Regions from separate parts of the Homo sapiens genome. Here region 2 is linked to region 1. Evidence: chromatin loops called from intact Hi-C (ENCODE). Cell type or tissue: HepG2. All regions are shown on one strand.

The links. Peaks named below come from ENCODE experiments on the same cell type or tissue, not always from the same donor. Only the 100,000 strongest peaks of a DNase experiment are listed, where the experiment ranks them.
Region 2: a loop joins it to region 1, with 7 times the contacts of the local background. A loop is called at or near these places in 1 of 110 quality-filtered maps.

What each region holds. Positions count from the first base shown.
Region 1 is chr12:118,712,110-118,716,109 of GRCh38, reverse strand. No RefSeq gene overlaps it. Among named protein-coding and RNA genes, the nearest start is that of LINC02423, 48 kb to the left of the region's middle. In HepG2, a CTCF peak has its summit at 1,916 (motif pointing left); DNase peaks (open chromatin) are centred at 1,389 and 1,879.
Region 2 is chr12:118,779,470-118,783,469 of GRCh38, reverse strand. It overlaps LOC105370017 (a long non-coding RNA gene), which reads right to left and starts at 2,430. Exons shown (of 3, transcript XR_001749169.1): 1 at 2,333-2,430. In HepG2, no CTCF peak of the experiment used is centred here; a DNase peak (open chromatin) is centred at 2,409.

The DNA.
Region 1 (4,000 bases):
AGATGAAGATTTATTGACTCTCCTTTAGTGCTTCATGAAACATTACATTTGGCTAATTTAGGAAGTATATCAAAATAAGAGATACCCATCTATGTGAGATCGATTAGGAACAAAACTGTCATGAAGCAAAGGGCTCGAGTGACTGAGGTGACCCTTGACCTCATTCAGAGCTAGGGTCCTTAACAAGCATCAAGAGCAGTCCAAACCTGAGATGGCAAATTCTTACCATAAATGATACCACTCACCCATGGCAGACATCACTAATCAATTGCAGCACACTTTCACCACAGATACAGCCTCAAATGCTTCTCCACTGTAATTTATTGGGGATGCCATACAATATTAAACCCATTTTCCAAACTTGACCTGAATGTTCACACTGTTTGTGTAATCTTCATGATTCTAACAATCTCCTTAACTATTTTCTCTTTATGTCTCTAACAATGTGATCTTAATAGCATCCTATGTCATCACGGAGCAGACTACTTGCATCTTATATTGCCTCCTTTCATGAGAACTCTTTTACTTTTCTAAATTGCACTTTGGTGGGACATATTATAAGACAGTCAAATGAAATCCATGTTTTCTATAAGGGCATCACTGAGGATACTGTCCATTACTTTACATAGTGTCTTCTCTATCAGGCTGCAGGAGAAAATATCAATGACTTTCTGGTCTTAGAATCAGGAATAGATGTGTCTCTCCCGAGCCACCAGATTTTTCGCCTTATGAGCTCTACGCATTCTTTGACTGACACATTTCTCTCTCTGCACTGGGATGCTTACAGACCAGGATCATACTATTTGCCATGTAATTCATGCATTAATCTCTTTCCTGAGTTCATCTTATTTTTCCAGATAGTTTCCCTTCTTTGTCTTATTTATCTTAATTTTTATTTATTTTATTCTGTTGTTTTTCATGCATCCTTGTAAGCTACCTTGAATATTTTGGAAAATAAACTTGGTATAAACAGATAACTGATATCCTAATGAATGTGAAACATTATTCAAGCTCTTTAATATCAAATTCATGTGTGAATGTTAAGGGTGAGGGTGCCCCAGACTTTATTTATTCAGAGGCGGAATGCGTAAGACCATATTTTTCTCACTTTCAGCATTTATTCTTTTTCCACTTACTCTGAAGACTCTAAGAAAGGTGTATGGAAGGGAGAGGGTATACCTGCTTCTCTGCTTTATATATGCTGTTACAGACATGAGATCACAATACAGCATCCTAAATTTGCTTGCCAAAAAGCACACAGTTTAACTGTAATACCAAATGCCCAGAGATACCTAACGTGGCAAGATGAAAGAATAGTTACTCTCATCATCCCCCACAGTCACAGTTGTCTATTGCCTAAACTACTTGTCGAGGCCACTATGCTTTGAAGTTAAATCTGTGGACTTTGAAGCCATACAGTCCCGTGTTTAAATCCCCATTCTACCCTTCAAAACTGTGTTTACTTAACCTCTTTTCATAAGCCTACTTTCCTCTTCTGTAAAATGTCTACCTATTTGCAGGGGTTGTTGGGCAGCTGAAGTGAGATAACATACGAAATGCATTTGGCACAATGATTGGCACTTGGTGAGTGCTTAATAAATGGTAGCTATCACTTTAGATCTTTTGTTACCCTTGTCCCCCTTAACTTTAACCTTGTAAATTGAGGGCTCTGCTTTACTATACCTGATGGAGGTAGAGAATAATGTGGTTTATTACATCCCTACTAGCATTAACCCAGGATCAAGCACATAATGAGTGTTTCATATCTTGTTGCTGAATATCTGCAAGAGTGTGTCCCTGGAGGCATTAAATATCAATAGACTTGCTACAGAGTGTGATATCGCATTGTAGTGTACTACTTCCTCCTTCCTAGAAAGCCCTCTCTTCAATTTGCACCAATTGCATTCATAGCGCCCTCTGCTGGCTAGCAACAGATATTTGTCAATAACAACAAATAACCGCCCAAACTCAGCATGACATTTGCTCTGAAGGAACAGAAAGGAAGAAAACAGACATGTACTGAGCACTCGCTGTGTGCCAGGCAATGTCCTGGACACGTCCATCATCTGCACATGAAATTGTGTGGTTTGTGAGCGAACAGCCTCATCATCCCCCCATCAGGTCAATTCTCCCTATGTGTAAATTCTATGGCCCAAGCACCTAACAATCTATATTATTTTCCAGGTCAAAGGAAATAACAGGAGGATTAAAAATGTATCTCAGAAATCCATAGACAGAGCCCAAGAAGGCGGCAAAAGGGGGAGTCCTGGTTAATTTCAAGATGCCAAACAGCTTTCCGTCAATTTCCAGGACCTAATTTTCCCCCCTTCATTCTCAGAATTGATGTTTATGTTTCCACCAGGATAGAGACCAATTCTCCTTGGCATCCTCCATCAGAGAGAATCAGAAATTTTCCACCTGGGATGCTACAAACTGCATTTCTCAACACAGTTCTGGAATACAGGGTATGACCAGCATAGCTAATGCTAAATGATCAAACCTGAGGTGCTCTAACTTTATAACAATCGTCATCAGGCAGCTGGAGTTTCACCAAAGCGTGGCGCCTCTTGTTCTCCGAGATTCAAAGAGCAAGAGCACATCAATCTGGCAGCAGCTCCCCAAGGAAAGAGCAACATGAGGGGAGGTTGGGTGAAGGCTCTGTCACTTCCAACTGTGTGACTTTGGGCACATTGCTATCTTCCTCTGAGCCTCAGTTTACCCATTTTTGAAATGAGGATAAAAGCAGAACCTCATTCAGAGGGTTATTGGGAGGATTCAATAATAATACAGAGGTCTTAGCACAGTGCCTTGCTCATGGGAAATGTGCAGCAAATCTTAGCCAAGCTATAATAAGCAGTTTGGTGTTCATCCTTCTCTAAGAATATCCCTCACTCCACGCTCCAGTGAAACCCTTGGCAGCTATATTTATTCTCTCTGAGCCCCACCCCCTTATCCCACCTTCCCAGCCAATGGTGGCTGGACAGTGGAGGACACCTCCCTAAAACTGGACCAATCGGATTCTCCCTCCCACGAATCCCTGGGATAGAATTAAAGGGGCTATTCAGGCTCTGCTGGCTGTTTAAACTGAAGACATGGAAATTCAGGAGTCAGGAGGATGACATTTGCCACCATGTAATCACAAAAGAAGAGAAAGAGTCTGTGGCCACCGAGTGAGAGAGAAAGAAAGAATATAGGTATTCGTTCTAGTTTTAGACCTTTTCCAGCTCACAGTTCCAGGGTCATGGAAGACCTGGATGCACCTGCTCCCCATACACTTCCTGATACAGTCCCGGGGGCTTTTAACAAGCCCCACTTTTTCCTTAAGCTAGTCTAAGGAGATTTCTCTTACTTGGAGAAGAGTGCTGAGACCAAAGCAGAGACTTCAGGGCCCAGGCCCTTTTCTTGAGTATATGCAATTCCTTGGGATTTAATAAGGGATTCTACGAGAGAGGAAAGGAAAGGGAGGAAAAATACCACTTAATGGGCCCTTATTGGATAGCAGCTCCTCTGTGAGTGCACTCCTGAATGTGAGACAACTGTACAAGATTGGGACACTCATCACCATTTTAAACATGGTGAAATTAAAATTCAGAGAGGTCGAGGAAATGGCCCAAGGTCACACAACTTAAGATGTGGCAGAGCTCAGATCTGAACCCAGGTCCATCTGAATCCATGTAAGTATATCTCATAAATCTGGCCATCACAAACTGGGGCTTAACTCAGTGTCATCATCATCATCTCCATCACTATTATTCCCATAATCATTACTCACCACCAGAATCACCACCGTGATCATCATCACCATCCTAATGGATAAAATTTATTGTTATTCTATATTGTTAGACTATTCAAATAGTCTTCGTATTGAATATTTTATGCTCATTAGCTCATGACACGCCTTTGAAGAAAGCGGTGTTACCATCTCTATTTTACAGGTGAGGAAACAGGTTTTGCGAAGTTAAGTCACTCATCTGAAGTCACTTTGCATGTAGAGCTGGGA
Region 2 (4,000 bases), 67 kb before region 1:
AGCTGCTTTCCTCCCACCTCAAACCCCATCTTCTCTCCCCTCTGTCCACTCAGCAGTGATGGATAGTCTTATGTTTGGGGTCTCCCAACATCCATGTTTCCTTTCCAAACAGTAGCCTAAATATCCTTTCTGAAGCCAGCACTCCCCTCTTCTCAGCCATATTATTTGGGTAGACTGGCTTCAGCCATTAGTATAGCCCACCTCCTGGGCACATGATTGGTTTAGGGATAAATACATGTAGCCAGCCTCAAGATCCATGAGTTATTGGAACATGTTTGCAGAGGTTCTTAGGAAAGAAAAGCTTTCTCTCTTTTCCACAGGCACTATTAGAAAGAACTGTCCCTCATCCCTCAGACAACACGGTGGGAAGAACTCTGACAACCATCCTATGGCTGCACAAAGGAGATCCTGGAGCCTGGGAAGAAACAAAGTACCTGAATTCTTGGTGACATCCATTGTGCTGCTACAATAAAGCCAGCCTGCATCTTGATGCACCTCTGGACTTTTCAATTACCCTAGGCAATAAATTCTCCTGATTGTTTAAGTAAGTGTGAATTGACTTTTATGTCACTTGCAACATAAAGTCCTGACTGATGCACCATCCACCTCCAAAATCCAGCTCTGAATGATTCCTTACCCCCTGCTGTGGCCCCAGAGCCACTCTACTCCCCCCAGTGCTTCCCTCCTCTTGATGCCTCCAGCTTGTGCTTGGTGGGGACTCCCCTTTCAAAGACTCTTGGGTACATGTCCTACCCACATATAACCAGCACCTTCCTCTGGCTTAAACCCCTTCATTGTTACATAATTAGTGTGTACCTTTCCAGCTCCACCTGCTGTACCAGTGAACCTCATGAACAAGGATGATATTTGGGGTGGTGGACTGTCACTAAGGGGAAGGTGCACTGGACTGGGAGTTAGGTCTTGGTCCTATTTCTGACCTTCATCTACTGTGTGACTTGAGCTAGGTCCCATAACCTTCTCAATGTTCTTATCTAAAAAATGAGAGTTGGAACAAGATTTGTAGGTTTTCAATCATGTTCTTTGAGATCCTAGCATTCTAAATGGCTGTCTCCAGGGCCTCTGTGGAAAAATGGGGATTGACTAGAGGTGTAATGCCCACCCATATTTTCTGCTCACTTTCAGCCACAGCTGCTTAATGAAAAAAATTAAAAGCCACTAGAGAAAATGATATCTAAGAGCTTAGGGTAATCATCAAGGCTGTTTCCCAAGAAATTCTGGTTCTCTTTCCAGGCACATGTTAGGATTACTCTGCTTCACCCTCTTGAATTTATGTATTGCCATTTGCTCATTTCAGCTAATAAAATGTAAGTACAAGTGATATATGCCATTTTCAGGTGAAAGCTTTAAAACAGAGCATGCAATTCAGCATATCACCTTTTCCCTGCTATGGAAATGATTGTGAAAACAGATCAACATGAAGCCTCGATTTGCCTATTTTCCTGAAAAGCTTTGAGCAAAGACCCCCCCACCCCCAAAACAAACCAGTATGCCTTTGTCACACTACATGAATGAGAAATAAAGTTTTGTTATGTTAAGACTCTGAGATTCAGGGTTATCTGTTTCTATAGCAACACCCAGCCTATCCTGACTGATATACAGATGGTGAAACTGGGGCTCCAAGAGGTTAAGTAAATTGCCCAGATTCCCACAGCTGGTAAGTGGCATGGTCAGGACCTATACTCAGACCAATAATAATAATTGCCTCCATCGCATTTAAGAATTGAACCCAGTCATGTCTGAAGCCAGATCCTACGAGCTCATGAGAGCTGACTGTGGGTATCTCTTCTCAAGTTCATATTTAGCGACTTCATATGGTAGCTTGAAATTGACCGTGGTGGTATTTATACCATGGATATGAGCACATGCTACATACAATTCAGGGCTTTTCTGTGGGAGTCCTGATCTGCTAAATTTGTTCATGGAAATTCCCGGAAGCTCATCGAGGACACCTTTTGGGATTCCGTAAAGTATATTTCATTAATGAGACAGAATCTGCAGTGAGACTAGCACCATGCAATGGAATCACAAATTGAGTTGTTAAGAGAAAGAAGAGAGAAGGTGCTCTGCAGGATGGCTAAAAAGTATGCTATGAGAGCAAGAGGAAGAAAAAAAATTCCGTGGAGGAAAGAAAGATCTTCCAATAAAAAGAACAGAGATTTTAATCTTTGCAGCACACATTTTGTCAAGTCTGCATAATTCATGAAACACAAGAACATCCGGAGGACAGCTGAAGTTCAGGGCAGAAGATCAAGTTGACAAGATTGGCTTTGGGGTAAAACAAGCGGATGGGGGCTTGGCTGTCGGAACTGACCTATATTTCTCTGTGTTTACTCTTCGGCAGGAGCTGTCACTGTTCATCCATCACCCCGGCTAGGCTGCACCCGAAGTCCAGTTTTCCCTAGGGGCCTTTGGAACCTGGAACCACAAAGATGGCAATTGTGTAGGGTTCTGGTCACTGTTCCCACATATCCACACCACTGTAGTCATTGATAATGACAGTAACTCTGCCACTTATAGGCAGGGTGACCTTGTGCAAGAGATCTTACTCTGTAAGCCTCAACTTAGTCTTTGTAAAGTGGAGCTGATAAGAGCTCCTAAGTCATAGGGCTGCAATGCACAGTGCCTGGAATATAGTAAGTAGTTAATAAATTAAATACCTAATAAATATTGGTTATCAACTTTTAGTACTACAATAATTATTATATCTAATAATGCCAGCACATTTTAAGAGCTTTGCTTAAAGTACATTTTTTAATCATCACAGCAAGCTTATGAGGTAGTACTATTATTGTCCCCATTTTCCAGATGGGGAAACTAAGTCAGCAGAGGGAATGTCATTTGCACAAAGTAAGTGGTAGAGTCAAGCAGTTACAGAGCCCCTGCTAAGTGCAAAGCAGTTTATAAATATTATCTCATCTCCGCCAAACAACTTTGAGAGTTAGGGATTATTGTTTCCGTTTTAAAGATGAAGAGATGGAGGCTCACAGAGTTAAATTAGCTAAGCCCAGAATACCAAGCAAGTAAGCAGCAAAGTGGGAATGCAAGCCTAGGTCTGTCTCTTAGCGCAGGTTTCATTCAACCACCTTTCGTTCCCACAAATATTTCCCAGAAATAAAAGCAGCCACACTTACTTTTTTTAAAATTATAATAGAAATGTTTATTTTATATGTTGTGATCATGTAAAACTTGGAAAATAAAAATAGAAACAAATTCAAATGACAATTTGTAGTTTTTTAAGGTGCTTCTATATACACTGTCTTTTCAAGAAACACATTTTTGGTTTTTTTAATTATTATGCTTTAAGTTCCAGGGTACGTGTGCACAATGCGCAGGTTTGTTACATATGTATACATGTGACATGTTGGTGTGCTGCACCAATTAACTTGTCATTTACATTAGGTATATCTCCTAATGCTATCCCTCCCCCCTCCCCCGACCCCACGACAGGCCCCGGTGTGTGATGTTCCACATCCTGTGTCCAAGAGTTCTCATTGTTCAATTCCCACCTACGAGTGAGAACATGCAGTGTTTGGTTTTCTGTCCTTGTGATAGTTTGCTCAGAATGATGGTTTCCAGCTTCATCCATGTCCCTACAAAGGACATGAACTCATCCTTTTTTATGCAGCCACACTTATTAAGGCTAATTCATATTTATTTCATTTAAGATATGCAAGACACTAGGTTAAGCCTTCTACAAGCATTCTCTTCTATAATTATCTCCACAGCCCCAGGCAGTGGGTATTTATCTTCATATGACAGAGTTGAAAACTGAGGCACATAGAGGTTTTACTTGGCCAAGGTCACACAACTAGAAAGTGGCAATCTGGGGAATGACTCCAGAGCCTCTTCACTAACCACTGGGATGTATTCTGTGAAGCTATAGGGTCTACTCAACAGACATCCTCCACCTGCCATGAGAATCCCAGGTTCTCTCATTCCCTTTGACCAATATCTAAGCAGGTGTGCTGACGAGGGGATG